3 separate regions of the Homo sapiens genome follow, and all the other regions are linked to region 1. The links are chromatin contacts, found by Hi-C or POLR2A ChIA-PET in ENCODE. All regions are on one chromosome and are shown on one strand. Each heading gives the region's core, a stretch centred on a gene start or an enhancer-like site at or near the end of the contact. The rest is flanking DNA. Distances are from core to core; before and after follow the strand shown. Region 1 overlaps LINC01449 (long intergenic non-protein coding RNA 1449). Region 2 has its middle 87 kb from the start of LINC01449. Region 3 has its middle 49 kb from the start of LINC01450.

What was found. Hi-C counts contacts between places; a loop is a spot of excess contacts on that map. ChIA-PET counts read pairs that join two places held with the same protein, here RNA polymerase II (POLR2A). Pooled maps may share reads with other maps.
Region 2: a map of mammary epithelial cell shows a loop between it and region 1 (7-fold over the local background). The contact joins two enhancer-like sites. A Hi-C loop is called at or near these places in 4 of 168 maps with a recorded cell type or tissue (Calu3, PC-3, PC-9 and 1 more) and 4 of 50 pooled maps. POLR2A ChIA-PET finds 5 or more read pairs at or near these places in 3 of 52 experiments (PC-3, PC-9 and Panc1).
Region 3: a map of mammary epithelial cell shows a loop between it and region 1 (4-fold over the local background). The contact joins two enhancer-like sites. A Hi-C loop is called at or near these places in 3 of 168 maps with a recorded cell type or tissue (PC-9, astrocyte of the cerebellum and mammary epithelial cell) and 1 of 50 pooled maps. POLR2A ChIA-PET finds 5 or more read pairs at or near these places in 2 of 52 experiments (BJ and PC-9).

The regions. Positions count from the first base shown.
Region 1 is chr7:41,105,946-41,109,288 of GRCh38, reverse strand. It overlaps LINC01449 (long intergenic non-protein coding RNA 1449), which reads right to left. Exons shown (of 6, transcript NR_110832.1): 2 at 1,366-1,430. It overlaps LOC105375241 (a long non-coding RNA gene), which reads left to right. Exons shown (of 4, transcript XR_927190.1): 4 at 1-421. Among named protein-coding and RNA genes, the nearest start is that of LINC01449, 6.0 kb to the right of the region's middle. RefSeq lists an enhancer at 780-1,979. Within about 2 kb of position 1,533, at least 4 of the 41 ENCODE cell types and tissues checked have a DNase peak (open chromatin) inside an H3K27ac peak, as active enhancers do; they include PC-3, PC-9 and mammary epithelial cell, where a contact is called at or near this core.
Region 2 is chr7:41,187,389-41,190,731 of GRCh38, reverse strand. No RefSeq gene overlaps it. Among named protein-coding and RNA genes, the nearest start is that of LINC01449, 87 kb to the right of the region's middle. Within about 2 kb of position 1,796, at least 6 of the 41 ENCODE cell types and tissues checked have a DNase peak (open chromatin) inside an H3K27ac peak, as active enhancers do; they include PC-3, PC-9 and mammary epithelial cell, where a contact is called at or near this core.
Region 3 is chr7:41,027,577-41,030,919 of GRCh38, reverse strand. It overlaps a transcript of SUGCT not described here. Among named protein-coding and RNA genes, the nearest start is that of LINC01450, 49 kb to the right of the region's middle. RefSeq lists an enhancer at 1,311-2,510. Within about 2 kb of position 1,764, at least 2 of the 41 ENCODE cell types and tissues checked have a DNase peak (open chromatin) inside an H3K27ac peak, as active enhancers do; they include mammary epithelial cell, where a contact is called at or near this core.

The sequences.
Region 1 (3,343 bases), core at 284-2,783:
AGCTTATTTTTTTCAGTCAGACAGATATATTTTGCTGTTGACTTGTATGGCTTGGCTTAATCAGTCACTTGCCTAATTTCAATAGACATACATTTGGGTAAAGGTAGTTTCTAAAAACCAAATCACCTCAAAGAACAAAGTTTGACCATCATTTACAACATTCTAAAGAGCCTCACATAGTATTTTAAAGCAATGGCAAAACATGAATGGCAAAAATATTTTCAGCATTGACATCATCAAAGAAGAGAACATTTTGGTCTGCCCTGCAAAAACTGTCATATTACAGTATCACAGCATTCCTCAAAGTGCATTGTAGAGCATTGATTCTTTGAGGACATTAGTAGGTATTAGGGCAGGGAAATTATTGTGTGTTCAAATATATTTGAAATGTGAGAGTCAATAAACAAGATCCTTACTGTAAGATTTCTCAGAATATTTATATCCCAATGGGGATGTCCCCATTATCCAAGGACAATATCCCAATGGCCTTTGTGCATACATGTTGGAGCTCTAGCATGTAGCATTTCCAATTAGATTTGACCATGGCACTCTACTTTCATGTCCCATCTCCTAGTACTAGTGTGTCACTGAATGCACAGTAAGAAATGCTTGTATATGCACATAGAAGATTACATTATAGTCTTTTGTGCCATGTAGATATATAGATAAAACATATTTTAAAGATATATGCATGTGTAATTTCATTAGGATGAAATTATTTCATAACTGCAAAGAATTCAAGTTATTCATCCTTTGCTAATTGCCTTTGGCTTTAAGGCTTGTCAGAATTCTTCTGCTCATTAAATTCATAATCTCCTTCTGAGGGAGCGTTGAGGACGACTTCACTGGAGTGGCTCACCCACACACAGCCCCCAAATCAGGCTGTTCATCATCTGAGTGTTTTTCTTCAAGCACACAAAGAAACTATTTTCTTCTGGGTAGGGGCTTCCCCTGACCTCCCACCCACCCTGGTTAGGTAAAGAGTCATCCCCAAAGAGATGTGTCATTCTTGGAACAGAACATCCCTTGGCAAACATTCACTGAGTAATCATTCAACTAGAAGCATAAATCTACCCCGAGGGTCGGAAAAACCCATAGTGAAAGAGAATAATGGGCAAAGGGAATTGCATTCCAGGCTATTAAAATAGACACGGGCACTGAAGTGAATGTGCTGAAATGAAACAAAGGGAATTCTCCAAAATTCAAACATGGAACTCTGGGTGATAAACTCTCGACCTGGTCCTGATTAACTCTTAAGTCACTCAGAAGAGATCATCATTCCCTTTTACTCGGGACAGTATGGTGGTTGATCCACACTGGGCCATTTCCTGTTGACTTCAACACGGGGCTGATGGTAAAAACAACCTTTCTTCTTTTTCCCCTATCCTTTCTTCTCCACGCCCCTTCCATATGTGGCTATCATGTTGACCCTGCAAAAGATATTAGACAAAAAGTGAGTCAGAGCTCAGGATTCTCCGGTGAGTCAGAGCAGCCTACCTGCAGCCAGACAGGCCTGGGGCAGAGAGCAGCATTGGCACCAGCTCTGCTCTGTAGGTTGGAACGGGAGCTGAGAGAGCTGTACTTGCTGCAGAGGCTGGCGGGGAAGTTTCTGCTGGGTGGGCTAGGCACAGGTCCAACAGGGATCAACATGTTCTCGTCACGATTCAGACAGACGCCTGACACCAGGGGGGATCCAAGCTGGAGCTGCCCAACAGGTGGGCAGAGCATTGCTCAGAAATTCAGACTGGCCAGGGGCTTGATTTTCAAAGAGGCAGGATATGGAAGTGGTTGGAACATGGGCTTCTGGTCTCATTTCCATCCCTTGTAACTGTGATTGTGGACAAGTTACTCAACCTTCCTGAACCTTGGTTTCAGATAGTGTTACCGAGGCTCTTTTAAAGGATACAAGGAAATAAAATACCCAACATTTATTCAGCACCTACTATACTGTGCAAAAAGTCGGCTAGGCATGATTACATTTAATCCTCACAACAATCCTCTGGAAGAGGCCTTATTATTATCTCCATCTCTGAGGTGAGGAAGCTGATATTCAGGTCACCATCTAGTAAGTGATAAATCCAGACCTGAGTTCAAGGGCCAAAGTTTTAGCCAAATACTCTCACCAAATCCAACTCTTCTCTGGTAGTAGGATACTCCTACTGCTGGTAAGAGTAGGAATGACATTCTTAGCCCAAGTTCTTGATGGATAGTGCCAACGCTTGGAGTAGGGGAAAGGGCAAGGTGACAGCAAGGCTGTGGTCTTCTTAGTCCAAAGTCAGAGCTGAGAAACTCCTCAGCTTGTTAGAAAGGATGCCAAAATCTCACAGAAGGGACTTGAGAACAGAAAGGCATCCACAGAACTCTGGCTTCAAAGTGAGGCACCATGCAAGTGGGCAAAAAACAATGAAGAAGTGCAGGGATCAGCGCAAGGACATGACCCTGGATTAGCATCCAGCACAATCCAGAAAATCAGGAAAGAGTATGGCAGTCTGCTACATGGAAGGTGACTGTGTCCCAAAGACCACTGCAGGACTGCAAGAGGTTTAGGATAGGATGCGTGGGACAAAGACAGTCAGTGTTAGCTCAAGAAATGGAGCTATGGCTGGGCATGGTGGTTCACGCCCAGCACTTTGGGAGGCCAAGGCAGGCAGATCACTTGAGGTCAGGAGTTCATGACCAGCCTAACCAACAGGGTGAAACCCTATCTCTACTAAAAATACAAAAATTAGCTGGGTGTGGTGGCGTGTGCCTGTAATCCCAGCTACTCAGGAGGCTGAGGCAGAAGAATTGCTTGAACCTGGGACACAGATGTTGCAGTGAACCAAGATTGTACCACTGCACTCCAGCCTGGGTGACAGAGGAAGACTCTGTCTCAAAAAAAAAAAAAATGGAGCTACAAATTAAAACACAGACAGAAAGCCAAATGCTGCGTGTTCTCACTTATTAATGGGAGTTAAACATTGGGTACACATGGACATAAAGAGGGCAACAATAGACACTGGAGAAGGGGCGGTGGGAGGGAGGGTTGAAAAACTAACTATTGGATACTATGCTCACTACCTTGGTGACAGAGTCAATCATACCCCAAACCTCAGTATCATGCAATATACCAATGTAACAAACCTACACATGTACCCCCTGAATCTAAAATAAAAGCTGAAATTTTTTTTAAAGTGTTACACACAGTTGCTGGGAATGTAAATTAGTTCAGCCACTGTGGAAAGCAGTTTGGAGATTTCTCAAAGAACTTAAGACAGAGCTATCATTTGACCCAGCAATCCCATTACTAGGTATACATCCAAAAGAAAATAGATCATTCTATCAAAAAGACGCATGCACTTGT
Region 2 (3,343 bases), core at 547-3,046, 81 kb before region 1:
GCCAGCTACATGATTGCAGGACTCAAGGCAAAATGAAAATGCAGGACTCTTGCTCAAAAAAAGAAAAAACAAAAACAAAAACAGAAAATATGCCATTAAAGATACTAAATATGAAGCCTTTTCCTTTTTTCCATGATCTCTCTTGACTTGCCATGTTGTTATTTATTTGCTATTTAATGTAGTTCTAAAGTAAAGAAAAATTAAAAGTTTTAATTATGAGCATGAATTGTACCATTGTTCAGTGCAAGTTTTAGAGGCAAATATAAGAACATGTAACTCTTCTGCCGAATCACCAAAATTACACAATTCATAAATTCACGTTCTGTACCTTGTATGCGCATATGTATTTCATTCTCACCAGAACAGTGTGAACGCCACACAACACTAACTCAACTCTTTTTTATTTCTTTATATTTGCACATTTTACCGATGCTTTCTACATTTGGCTTGTTGATGTGCTTTCTAAAAACAGAAAGAAAAAAGATCTGTAGGTTTCCCTATTTTTCCCTTTCCTTCAATGTCATCGTTTTCCATGTAATTGGTTGGTTATTACAAGGAAGTGACAGGAGTGAGAAAGGATACTTTAAGATCCCTTGGTTGTTTGTGTTTCTTAGAATGCTGTTGCCTTCTTTCTTGTTTGAACAGGAAGCATGACCACTTAGTCATAAACATGACACATTTCCCTTGTACTCGCCATGAGCCTCACTGAACTCCCACACATTGTGGGTCCACTGGAATTCTGTGTTCATGGGGCAACCAAATGCTCTAGGCAAATGGGGTGATATGGAACTTGCCTGCATGCTCCATTGTCCCCTTGGACTTTGCTTCCAAGACAGCTCAAGGTTGACAACAGGGCAGGGTGAGAAGGGCATGCAAAAGATGGTGGTGTGGGGTGGGCAGGGAAAGAAGGCCCAAGACTAAGCCAGTTGTTTGAAATTCTCTATATTCTTTCTTCATTTTGTCCATTTTTTTCTGTTTTTTTCATTTTTCAATGGAGATGGAAAGCACCCAGTTCTGCTTTCCCCCAGAATCACCCTGTTTGTAAGCAGCCTGGAATGGTCACTAGAAGCTGCTACCTTTTGCCTGTTTTCTAGCTAAGATCAGTAAGGAGAGGTGGTCTCAAGGCTGATAGAGATGGCCACTGAGGGAGCTGGCTGCTACCTGTGGTCTTATACACAAGACTTTTGCCCTCCATAGAACCACACATCTTCACTTAATGTTTTAAACTTTTTTTTTCAGGTCACATGAATTTAGGCATTAAATAAATTATTAGACTAGCAAACATCAGAACCTTTTTTTTTCTAAGAACGACAATAGAAAAGGCTCTTGTAGTTAACACTCTTAAATACAGAGGTATTTTAAATTAAAGATTTTTTTTAAAAAAGAACAGCCTTGTCTTATAAATAATAATGATTGATAATTATTCCTCAACGAAACTAAAGAAATGGTGTGTCTTCTATGCATAAAAAAACTAGTCTACTTGCACAAATATCATTAGACAAGAAATAATTTTATTATTTAAACATTATATTAAGAAAATCTTTTTAAAAAATTTTCACTATACGTTACATCACATAAAAATGTAAGGTAGCATGTGTGAACTGTTTAAAGAGCTTGTTAAAGATTCTTATAATAAGAAAGGCTGGGAAAAGTAGAGTCATATCTTATCAAAACAATCTAAGAATCTTAAGAATGCTGCTTTTCTAGTAATACATAAATATACACGAACATGAGCAAGAATCCAAGTAAAGAAACAGTTCTTATTCATAGGATTGACAGTTTTATTATTACACCAGCCTGAAATAACATATAATGGTGTGTGAGTGTGCACTGGAGTTTCTAAAAGCAGCTTTTCAGATAGGCTTAATGTGAGAAGGGTTCAACTTTCTTCTTTGAATTCTGGAGGATGGGGTCTCCTGGGGATAAAGGGGAAAAGGGGAGATAAACTTTTAATGCAATCTCTATTCTTGCCACGATTTATTTTATTTATTTGTTCAGCAATATTTATTGTGCAGTCACCACATGCCAGGCTCTGTAGATACAATGGGGACCTTGACAAATACACTCTTTGCCTTTCGGAAGCTCAGAGCACAGTCAAGAAACAGAGTATTAGCAGAGAACATTACTGGGAAACAAGGGATTTTGCAACTCTTGGTAGGGGAACCTAACACGACCACAGTGGGGAGCAGAAAAGAGCTTTAAAACTAAGAGCCCAGGGGTGTGTAAGGCATAGCCAGGTCAAGAATGGAGGAATGAAGAATGCTGAATCAGAGGGAATCCTGAGAAATTCCTTCTGGAACCTGGCTTCCTTAACTCTTATTAACCACGTGCTAAGACTCCTTTTATATGGTTGTGGGATGATTGGCTGCAATAGCACAAATTTATGGAACTAAAAAAACAAGTGTTTGGTGTAATACTGTAAGTGTTGGTTTGAATTTTGGATGCGTATGATTAATGAATGAGGCTGAATGAGACATGTAAGCCAGCTGGGCACACCTTGGTGGGGACCAATAGGAATGACAGCTACGCCTGATGGGGGCAGGAAGGGAAGCGCAGAGTTTCTTCTTTCGGCCACGCCTTCTGACTCCAGTGAATGCCTCCTTAAGGGGTGAGGAAGCTGTCAAGAAAATAAGCATATTGGCTGGCTCGGTGGCTCAAGCCTGTAATCCCAGCACTTTGGGAGGCCGAGGTGGGCGGATCACGAGGTCAGGAGATCGAGACCACCCTGGCTAACACAGCGAAACCCCGTCTCTACTAAAAATACAAAAAAATAGCCGGGCGTGGTGGCGGGCGCCTGTAGTCCCAGCTACTCAGGAGGCTGAGGCAGGAGAATGGCGTCAACCCGGGAGGCGGAGCTTGCAGTGAACTGAGATCAGACCACTGCACTCCAGCCTGGGCGACAGAGCGAGACTCTGTCTCATTAAAAAAAAAAAAAGAAAGAAAGAAAAAGAAAGTATTCATATTTATTTGGGTTAAGCCTAAACGTGTGTTTCTTGGTATTTCTTGGCGTTACAGCTAAAATAACCTAAAACACATCTGTATTGAGGTCTGTGACCCAAGTGCCAATCTGTAGCTGTCACAATAGTGTGTTCCAGGTAGGGGTAATAGCATGTGGAAAGGCCCAGAGGCGAAGGGGAGCCAACATCTTCAAGTGACAGGAAATACTTAAATAAGGGTGGGGCCCAGTGTAAGGGAGGAAGGTGAAGGGTGAGTCAGAGAGGAAAGCCAGCAAGATTTTGAGTATGGTGAGATTTTTCAACGCCGGACACGGAAAACCAGTTCATAGTTTAGACAGGGAAATGACTTGATCAGAGTTGCATTTTCAAAAGAATACTTTGGCTGC
Region 3 (3,343 bases), core at 515-3,014, 79 kb after region 1:
CTAATATGTCCTCCAACTATGAGTAATCATTACAGCACTCCCCTCTGTATCCTCCTCCCTTGGGGGTGGTCTGACCTGTTTCCTCCCTTTCTCCTCACTCACCACCCTGGGCTACTCCCACAACTCAGAGGCAACGATCTCACTTCTAGCCAATGAAGACTCACCTTGGAATTAACTTTTTATCATAACTGTAAAGACCAAACAGAAATGTCAGCATACATTCAGAATTTATAATGTATGATTAATCCAGGATGGAAATTGGGGTGGTGTGGGAAATCCTTAGATACTAAATAAAAATGTGTGAAAAATTCAAGCAGCAGATAACTTGGAAATCTAATCTTAAAATTTCTCAGCAGGAAAATGTAAAGGGAGGGACGAGAGGAGGAAGTAAAGAGTGCAAGGAAACATGTAAAATGAATGTTTATTTGCTTATTATTTTATAACCATCCTCTTTATGTGTATTTTCCAGACTGTATGTTATCACTGCCTTAATGGATGAGTCAAAAATCAGAAGGGTTAAATGAACTCCTAAAGGATGAAAGCCAGACTTTCCATTTCACCCACCATTTTTCAGAAAGTAAGGCTTCCAAATGAAACTCCATTTTGCCTACTCTCAGAAAAACCAAAAAAGCAGAAGATGGTGAATCACTGAAGATCTTAATAATGAAAAAAAAAAGCCTCTGGAAAACTTATGTCCACATAAAAACCTGCACATGGCAGTTTTATTCATAACTGACAAAAAGTGGTAGCCAAGATGTTTTAAATAGGCAAACAGCAAAACTGTGGCACGTGTATACAATGGTGTATTAATCAACAATAAAACAAGTGAGTTATCAGGCCATGAAAAGACATGGAGAAGCCTTAATGCATACTGTAAAGTAAAAGATGCTATTCTGAACAGGCTGCATTCTGTATGAGTCCAACTCTATAACATTGTGGAAAGGACAAAAGCTATAGAGATAATAAAAGGATCAGTGTTCTGCAGGAGTTGGGGAGGCGAGAGATGAGGGATGAACAGGTGAAGCCATGAGATTTTTAGGGCAGTTAAACTATTACTTATGATACTGCAATGATGGATACATGACATTATGTATTTGCCAAAACTCATAGAATATACAGCACAAAGAGTGAGCCTTAATGTAAACTATGGGCTCTGGTTAATAATAGTGTAATAATATTGGTTCATCAATTATAACAAATGTACCAAAATAATACATGTTAACAACAGGGAAAACTGGGGAGAGGACGGGGAAGGTATATGGGAACTCTCTGTACCTTTTCTTCTGAGCAATTTTTCTGAAAACCTAAAACTGCCGAAAGTAAAGTCTACTTGGAAAAAATAAAGTCTCTGGCATGGGTTTTTCCTAGAAGGAAGGCAAGGGAGTTTCAGTTGCTAGCAGTGGGCCTGGGAGACAAGGGGCTTTACAGGGTGTAGGAGGCTGTTTCATGGACATCCATCCATCCAGTCATGTGCCTGACCCCAGCCACAGAGGTGGAGGGGGTGTGACAACACTGCTGACTCAGGAGGTTCCAGAAGTTACATGCAGAATCTGGGGGTAGGCTCTCCCTTCTGACTTGGGGGTGTTCTGACTAATATGTGACTAAGAATTTTCAAGGAGACAAGATCGGATATAGCCGAGGCCCCATTGTCTTTATAAACAAGCAGCACTCACCTTGTAGAGTGTAACATTTAGAGAGTTCAGTGACTCATGCTCACGTCATGGAGTCTGCAGATGACTGAGTTTTCAGGTCATCGCACTGCATGTAGGCTGGCTTGCTGGGGAGTCCTCACGAGGGCTCCCACATCACTGAGGACATCAGGGGAGGAGGGCATGAGGAGAGGCTGACTAAGCCAGTCTTTGAGCATTCAGAACTGATCATCCTTTTATCTGTTGTCTGAAAGACATGCCAAAAATATGATTTTGGTGCCATCTTGTTCCCTAAAGCTCTTCTCTGGGGGTATATTAGAGAGAATTCCAATTAACACTGCCGAGAGCTGAACACTTAACACTTCAACAAGCCCATGAGGGAGGCACAATTGATATCCCAGTTTTGCAGATGTGAAGACTCAGGCTTACAGAGGTGAAATAGCATGCACTATAGTACCCAGCCAGAGCATACTGGCGTTGTCTGTCCCCAGAGCCAGAGAGCTGAATCATTTAGGTTCTGCCAAGAACTGCATGACAACATTTTAGTCAACAATGGACTGTACATAGAAAGGTGGTCCCATAAGATTACAATACCTTATTTTTACTGTATCACTTCTATGTTTATATACAAAAATGCTTATCATTATGTAACAATTGCCTACAGTACTCAGCACAATAACATGCTGTACAAGTTTGTAGCCTTGGAGTGATAGGTTATACCATAAAGCCTAGGTGTGTAGTGGGCTCTGCCTCCTAGGTTTGTGTAAGTGCACTCCGTGATGCTCCCACAGCGATGACTTTGCCTAACTATGCATTTCTCAGAATGGATCCCCAGTTGTTAAGCAACTCATGACTGTATGTTGCTTTCCAAATTGATCACTTGGGACGGCCAGTGATGCTGTTAGTCCTCTCAGGGATTATTTAGTGTTAGACAGAAACAATAAATTCTAGCGACTTTATTTCTTAAAGCCTTTCTTTGACCGCTCTTATTCCATGCTAGTTTTCTCAACATATCCAGGGTCTCAACTTCAGAAGAACTAAAACATTCCTTCTTTCTCTTGGCTTCTAGGTCTGCTGCTGTAATGCATGTTCCCTCTGCACTGATTTTGTGGATAGGATGTAGGGACCAGACGCTGGAGGCACTGCCTCAATACCTGCCTGCCTGAGTTAGGAATCATCCTTAGCACCCACCAAGGACTTCCTAAGTGCTGGACCCTGTGCTAAGCCTGTTTCCTGCATGATCATTAATCCTTAAAATCTATGAAGAAAATCCCAATATCTACCCATTTTACAGATGAGGAAAGCCAGTTTGGATGGGTTCATCAGCTTGCACAGAGGCAGAAGGTATGGCGTCTGCTGGGATGACATCTGTACTGTTTCGGATGCTTGGAGCCCCCGCATGTTGTGATAATGTGGTGATTACTCAGCTAACGTAGATCAAAGAGGAATTTAAAGTCTTTCATATCACAGACTCTTTGTGGTCTTTAGACGATCATTAAAAAATTAAATATGTCCCTGTTATGTCTATTTTCTCCTAATGTTTTCCTAATGGGAGTGTGAGACTTTTTTACATGAGACAACTGGTTTATATTCCCCAGGAGCCAAGTGGAATGCCATGAATGAGAATGTCATTGCCCTGAATACCTTCGATGCTCTCATAACCACAAACTGTAGTACATATAAAGTGGATGGAC